Linked DNA regions of Mus musculus: region 2 is linked to region 1. The links are chromatin contacts, found by Hi-C in ENCODE. All regions are on one chromosome and are shown on one strand. The core of a region is the stretch at or near the end of the contact, and the rest is flanking DNA. Distances in the headings are between cores, read along the strand shown. Region 1 overlaps Nr1d2 (nuclear receptor subfamily 1, group D, member 2). Region 2 overlaps Bnip3l (BCL2/adenovirus E1B interacting protein 3-like).

The links. Hi-C counts contacts between places; a loop is a spot of excess contacts on that map.
Region 2: a map of regulatory T cell shows a loop between it and region 1 (48-fold over the local background). The contact joins two enhancer-like sites. A Hi-C loop is called at or near these places in 2 of 37 maps with a recorded cell type or tissue (T-helper 1 cell and regulatory T cell).

Annotation. Positions count from the first base shown.
Region 1 is chr14:18,214,924-18,218,641 of GRCm38, reverse strand. It overlaps Nr1d2 (nuclear receptor subfamily 1, group D, member 2), which reads left to right. Exons shown (of 8, transcript NM_011584.4): 4 at 1,848-1,992; 5 at 3,149-3,718. Among named protein-coding and RNA genes, the nearest start is that of Nr1d2, 22 kb to the left of the region's middle. Within about 2 kb of position 1,972, at least 1 of the 3 ENCODE cell types and tissues checked has a DNase peak (open chromatin) inside an H3K27ac peak, as active enhancers do.
Region 2 is chr14:66,988,147-66,992,148 of GRCm38, reverse strand. It overlaps Bnip3l (BCL2/adenovirus E1B interacting protein 3-like), which reads left to right. Exons shown (of 6, transcript NM_009761.3): 4 at 2,640-2,743; 5 at 2,865-3,014. Among named protein-coding and RNA genes, the nearest start is that of Bnip3l, 19 kb to the left of the region's middle. Within about 2 kb of position 1,384, at least 1 of the 3 ENCODE cell types and tissues checked has a DNase peak (open chromatin) inside an H3K27ac peak, as active enhancers do.

The DNA.
Region 1 (3,718 bases), core at 723-3,222:
TTTTCTCACTGTAGGCTAGAGTAGGAATCCAGTTTGGCAGGATGTGGCAGGGTGAATAAGATAAGAAAAAATAAGTCTCTCCTGGGACAAATCTGAATGAGTTGAGTCTGGGAGTTTTTAATGACTAGTAAGTGTTTTTTTCTGTAGACGTAGCTCTTTTCTATTGTCTTAGAGAATTGTATATATATTTTAAAGAAAATGTAAAGTATTTTAAAGTTAAATTCATGCTCAGTTTGCAGTTAGATAATATAACAACAATTTGAATGAAATGTATTATATATTCTCTTTTAAAAAGTATCTTTTAAATGTGTATTACTGGTTTGCCTGGATGTGTGTCTATGTACCACTTGAGTTCCTGGTGCCCATGGAGTCTAGAAGAGGGCGTCAGATCTACTACAGCAAGAGCTACAAATGGTTGTAAGCTGCCATGTGGGTGCTGGAGAGCAGCTGGTGCTTTCAACCACTGAGCCATCTCTCATCACTATATTGATAAATACAAATAATTGATCAATATCTTGGTAGTATTTGTTTGAGACAGGGTCTTCTGAAGTAGCCCAGGCTGGCTTAGACTCAAAATCTGCCTTAGCTTTCCAAGTTACTGTGATTACTTGGAAATCAAGTAATGTAAACCATGCTAAATGCATACTTTTGGGGTAGTGCTGTGCTGGGAATGAGACCCAAGGTCTAACAAGTTTAGGCAAATACTTTACCTTGATCCACCTCATAGATTCTAGTACCCTCTTTTTACTTGTTTTGTTTTGTTTTGCTTGTTTGTTTATTTTTTAGTCCGGGTTTCTTTGGGTGGTGCTGGCTATCCTGGAACTCGCTCTATAGCCCAGGCTGGCAGAACTCACAGAGATCCACCTACCTCTGCCTCCAGAGTGCTGGGATTCAAGGCATATGCCACCACCACCAAGTCCTCAGTACCTTCTTAAAAAATGCATTTTTCTTAGCTCTTGCATAATTTAAAACAAGTATATAGTATCATAACAGTAAAATGCAAAAGTGTTATATCTGGTCAATATTTAATAAGATGTATCGTGTAGTCAGTTATAATATTAAGGGGATATGCAGTTTGAAGTGAATTTTTAGTTGTTTTTCTTGAGTTTTGTGTTTTTTCCTAGGAAAATTGAGCTTGGGGTAGATGAAGATCTGGCATAGAGCATATGCTAATGATTTATGTAGTCAAGATAGTTGTTTATATTCATCAGTCTGGGAACCCTCTTTTCCTGGATGTGGGCATGTGTTATAACATGTGCTGCTTACATGTGGCCAGGGATGTCTGGCATGTGTGTCTAGATTTAGTTGGTGACAACAGAGAATGTTCCAGAAATGACCGAGCTCAGCTATTGTAACATAAGGTTCTAGTGATAGAATCCAGCTATCAAACTGTCAGCTTTTATGTCTCAAAAGTTTTGAAAGCTGCATATAGTGGCACAGCACTTGGGAGGTAGGGGTATGAGGATCAGTAGTTCAAGGCTACCCTGGGCTAATTGAGATCCATCCACCCCACCTCACCCCCCCCCCCCAAAAAAAAAAAAAACAGAAAACAAGTTTTGAAACTTGCTTTCAAGATTGAACTTGTAGCTGCTGCTGAGGTATAGCACAGGAATGCCTATAAAAAAGGTACTTTGGGCCAGCACAAGGAATCTTCCACAGGAAGAGAAATTTTGTTTGTTAAGTGTTGTATCTACTGATAGATACCAGTAAGGAGCCAGTTAACTTTTTTGTCAAGAATTTCTTTCTTTGACATAGGTCTAGCTCCACATATACTAGCTTGATATGGGAATAGTTCTTGTGAGGATTTCACGTTTTTACATGGATAGATAAATCTTCCTTTACTTTAGGGTTTCTTTCGGAGGAGCATTCAGCAAAACATCCAGTATAAGAAGTGCCTGAAGAATGAGAACTGTTCCATCATGAGGATGAACAGGAACCGGTGCCAGCAGTGCCGCTTTAAGAAGTGTCTGTCTGTGGGGATGTCACGAGATGGTACGTGCCCAGTGCAGAGTGTTGACAGAGTGTGAGCTTGCTCATTGAGCTGTCAGCACTTACCAGGGCCTCTTTGGTTGGTATGTACAGATTCAGAAAGCACGTTGCAACCTCCTGTGGGTTTAAACTCACTATGGTGGAATGAGTACTATTATCTCAGAGGCAGCTATTTGCATGGTTGCCTTTTATGTAGCTTCATGTAAATTGACTCAGATTTTTCCTAAATGATTTTTTTTTTGTTTTCAGGACAGGGTTTCTCTGTGTAGCCCTGTCTGTACTGCAACTAACTTTGTAGACTAGGCTGGCCCCCAACTTGGAGATCCACCTGCCTCTGCCTACTGGGATTAAAAGGTGTATGCCACCATTCACACAACTTTTCTTAAGAGATTTTAAGTTTTCTTTTTCTGGGGATGAAGGGCAGGATTTATTTGACATAGAAAGATGGCTCATTGATTAAAAGCACACACTGCTCTTACAGAGAATTCAGATTCAGTTCCTAGTATTTACAAAGTGACTCACAAATGCCTGTAACTCCATACTAGGGGACCCTGATGCATTCTTCTCCATCTGTGCATCTGTGGCACAATATGTGATGTGAGATATATCTATATCTATATCTATATCTATATCTATATCTATATCTATATCTATACACACACACACACTTGCAGGCAAAACATTGATACACATAAAATAATATACATATATTTATTATGTACTATATTATCATCACCTTGGGTCAGGCTTTCTTAGCTGTCTTAGTCTTTTTAAAAAAATTTTTTTGAGGTAGGGTCTCACTGTGTAGTCCTGGTTGGCTTGGAGCTCACAGAGATTGTCCAGAGTGCTGTGTGGTTGCCCGGCTTTAGTAAGGGGCTGGTATGCTTTATATTGCGGTTCTTATATTTTTATGTTTCTTAGATTTTTGCTTAGGAAAAAACTCAACGTCTTTTTCTTACCCTTGTTTTGGAAAGTTTTCTCTTCTTTCTCATTTCCTTTACTGAATCAGTACCCAAGTTTAGAAAAACTTAAGCTGAGACATGTAGATATTCTTGACTTGTATGACAAGAGCCAAGGGTTTCAGAGCTAGTTTTGTGTCATTGTTTTATGTAAGCAGAGCTTATTAGAATATAGACGCTAACTTGCTTTCTCTTCATAGCTGTTCGATTTGGCCGAATTCCTAAGCGTGAAAAACAGAGAATGCTAATTGAAATGCAAAGTGCAATGAAGACCATGATGAACACCCAGTTCAGTGGCCACCTGCAGAATGACACCTTAGCAGAACAGCATGATCAGTCAGCACTACCAGCTCAGGAACAGCTGCGGCCCAAGTCCCAGCTGGAGCAAGAAAACATCAAAAACACTCCTTCTGATTTTGCAAAGGAGGAAGTGATTGGTATGGTGACCAGAGCCCACAAGGATACCTTTCTGTATAATCAGGAACATCGAGAAAACTCATCTGAGAGCATGCCACCTCAGAGAGGAGAACGGATTCCCAGGAACATGGAGCAATATAATTTAAATCAAGACCATCGTGGCAGTGGGATTCACAACCACTTCCCCTGTAGTGAGAGGCAGCAACATCTCAGTGGACAGTACAAAGGGAGGAACATAATGCATTACCCAAACGGCCATGCCGTTTGTATTGCAAATGGACACTGTATGAACTTCTCCAGTGCTTATACTCAAAGAGTCTGTGATAGAATTCCAGTAGGTGGATGTTCTCAGA
Region 2 (4,002 bases), core at 135-2,634, about 49 Mb before region 1:
TACTCATGAGGCCCCATTGTGTAGCAAGAAACATTTACACTCTCATGCCGACACTGTTGTTGTTGAGAATGGGTCCAGTGCAGAACTGAGATCTTTGGAAGTAGCTTCTTTCTTATCTTGTGAGACTCTGGTTTATTTGTATGTGGATACAGGCGTGCAGCTTACTATCCCGGTTTAGAGACTTTGAAAGGAAGATTAACTGAGTGTAAGATAAGGACTGTGAGGTGGTGAAGACAGTTGACTGGAAGCATGTGTCCAGGGAAGAGCAAAGCATGAGTCCTGTGTGGTTAGATGAGGGGCCCTTTTGTCATATTCTTTAGTCACAGGAAGATGGCTTAAAATCTCAAAATGAACCAAGCATAGTGTTAAGGTTTATTGCAGTTTCTGGACTCAGGAGGCTGAGAATCATGAGATCTATAGGGCAGCCTAGGCTCTAAAGAATGTTTGAGGCTGTCTCACCATCCCCTCTCCAAAACTCTGGGATTGACAAATTTCAGACAATAAAAGAATGTAGAATCATGTTAATATTAGAGTTTAAGGTTAGAAATGTGTTTGTAGACTAAAATAACTATATGACTCCAATGGTAACTTTGCTTTATTCCCGTGGAGGAAATCTCATCGTATTCGAAAATTCAGAGCACAAATCTCTCTGTTTGTACTCTGAAAAGAATAAAATATTAACTGGTTAAAAAATACCTAAGCTAAACCAGAAAGCAGGCATTCTGGGAGGCCAAAGGAGGAACTAAGAACAAACTACCATCTGGCTAGAGTGCAGTTACTGAGGCAAAACTCTTGCCTAACATGTGGGAGGCCATGGGTTTAAGTCTCCAGCATTGCTGAAACCAAACCAAAAGAACAGGGAACCAGCAAGACAGCCTGAGTTCCACCCCACATTGAAGCCCCAGCACCCACATGGTGGAAGGAGTAAGTCAGCTTTTACCTGTTGACCTGTGGCTTCTACATGTCATAAATAAACAAACAAAAAATGAAAACAAAAGAATCTCCTATAGGGGCTGGTGAGGTGGCTCAGCGGTTAAGAACACTGGCTGCTCTTCCAGAGGTCTTGAGTTCAATTCCCAGAAACTACATGGTGGCTCACAACCATCCGTAATGAGATCCAATGCCCTCTTCTGGTGTGACTGAAGACAGTGACAGTGTACTCACATAAAATAAATAAATCTTAAAAAAAAAAAAAAAGAAGAACCTATAGTAGTCTGAAAACTCACAAATGTTGTGCACACATGCTGCTCAGTGCTTGCAGCATGACTGCTGATTGGCTTCTGCCTGAGGATGATCTCAGGGTTGCTCCACAGAGCCAGCTCATGATTCTGAGTAAGCTCAGTGCCTGCTGGGAAAAGCTCTGTCTTAAATGCTGCATTGTGTTAGTTGGTGGAATTTGCCAACTTCAGCAGAACTAGATAAGGACCGTGCTGACAAAGGGACGCAAACATCCCCTGAGCTTTTGGCTTGGATTTGGTAGTAAAGGGGTGATGTGTAGAGCCAGGCTCACACTCCCAGACAGCTGAGTCCCGAGGAACTGGGGCTATGGGGAAAGCGTCCTGTGAAGAGGCCAGGTGGCTTCAGCTGTCAGTCAGAATCAGAGTTTTGGGGCTCTGGTTTGGAGTCACAGCCTCACATTCCTTTGAAACTAAATAAATACAACTAATGTGTCATTTTTAGGAATTTTTCATCTCTCCCTTTCTGTTAAAAGAGTTTTCCAGACATGATAGCCCAAGTCTATTATCCCAGCAGTTGAGATCAAAGGCCAGCCTGGCCCCATATTGAATTCCAGGTCAGCCTAGGCTACAGAATGAGGTACTGTCTCAGAGAAACAAAAACAAGAAAAGGCATGTGGAAATGTAATGGTTTTTTGTTTGTTTATTTGTTTGTTTGTTTTTTTCTGGCCTGAAAGCTTAGGTTATCATTAGCAATAAAAAGAATATTTTTCATTTATTGCAATAGATGTTAACTTCTGGCTCACTTCAAAATAGCTTATTCCAGAAAAACTTGACTAATATGTTTTCAAAATCTTGAGAAATATTCATCTTTAAAAAAAAATCTTTCAGAGAGTAAGAAACCTGGGCCTTTGGAGCAATTTGCCTGGGTTAGAAAACAGTAGTCTTCCCCTTTAGTTACGAGGCCCTCAGCAAGGCACACACGCCCTGTCCTCATTTGTAGAGTGGAATGCAGCAGTTTCTGTTTGGAATTGACCATGGTAAAGTTTAATGAGTGACATTGGCTTTAGTAGATGCTGGTCTCAGGTGGTTGGCAGCCTCATGATTTACCACATCCCTTTGCTAACTTCCTCACAGATTTAATTTGTTCCCATCTCCTTTTTGGTATGTTTATTTTAAATGCAGTTGGGAATATGTACAGCATAGGAAGTTTAATGTTGAGAAGGACACAGTGAAACACTACGTGTGCATCCTCGGGTTCAACAGCACCAAGGCCACAGCATTGCCACCCCTGCAGAGGACTTTTCCAGGGTTACAGTCTACTTCAGTTTTAGAAAACAGCTTGTTTCCTCCATTAAAATCACCAATACACAACTTTGTATTTAGTTTGTTTTTTTATTAAAAAGAATTGTTCTTTTCTGTGTTTCTTTTGTTCCTTTCTTCTCACTGTTTAATTCTTTTTAGTCAGAAGAAGAAGTTGTAGAAGGAGAAAAGGAAGTTGAGGCTTTGAAGAAAAGTGCAGACTGGGTATCAGACTGGTCCAGTAGACCCGAAAACATCCCACCCAAGTAAGTTACTGCATGTGTCTGGGCGGGCGGTGTGATTTCTGTGCTCATGTGGAGGGGCTTGCTCAGGCCCGGCATCTGCAGCACTTGTGGTCTGATTCCAGCCTCTGAACTTCTTCCCCAGAGAGTTCCATTTCAGACACCCTAAACGTGCTGCGTCTCTAAGCATGAGGAAGAGTGGAGCCATGAAGAAAGGGGGCATTTTCTCTGCAGAGTTCCTAAAAGTTTTCATCCCATCTCTCTTCCTTTCTCATGTGCTGGCCTTGGGGCTCGGGTAAGTACCCTGATAGAGTCATCATGTGACTTAATGGGACTTAATGGGACTAGGCAACAAGGCAGTCAAAAGAAAGGAGCCATCATTATTTATCTTTTATGAGTTATTTAAAATTTGGCTAATTGTGAGTAATGTATAAATTATTAAATATAAATGTAGGAGTAAATGAAAAATGCTACCCTCCCTCCCCCAGATGGTAAAACACCATTGTGGAGCATGATTCTGGAATACACTGGTAGGCTGCTATGGGTACCGTCTTTGTCTTTTAAACTTTGTGGCATTTATTCAAAAGTCAGCCAGTATTTCCCTTAATTCATTAACTTGTGGCATGTCTTTTCAATTAATAGCTTCCCCCCCCCCCCGATTTTAATATTTTAAGAAAACATACTTCTGAAATATTTTAGTTTATAAACATTAGCTTAATTAATATTAGTTTCAAGTCCTACCTACTATGCTCTGAGCATGCCCAGTGAGTCTTTTTCTGTGTCTGATGCATGGAAAGTGGATCATTGCTGATCTTGCTATGAGTGGCTCAGCATAGCAGAGGGAAGTGCCTGCTCTGGAGCATGGGCAGGTGTGCATCTTCCACTGTCTCTCCTGTAGAGGATCTGTTCCTCCAGACAGGGCCAGTATTCACAGACAGCTGAGTGAGAGGCGCTTGTGGAGGAAACAGGATAGGAGAGTGTGGAGCTTGGGAGGACTCGTAATACCTGCCAACTATTCAGTTCATTTACCACAAAAGCTTGGCTTGGGGGCCTTGCAGTATTTCTTGCTTTCATGAATCTTCAAGCTTTGTTGTTGCTTTAATTAAATTTAACTCTTACCACAGAAAATGTTTTAAAGGGGCCTTAAAAATTGCTGCGATATTGTTGAGGAGTTTGCTGCCTGTTTTTCTTGGCCGTTTTTTGCTTTTGCTGTTGAAAGGGTCATGTTCTTGCCTGGTATTGGAAAGCCATGTTAGGTTCCCATCTTAAAAACACTGGCTCTG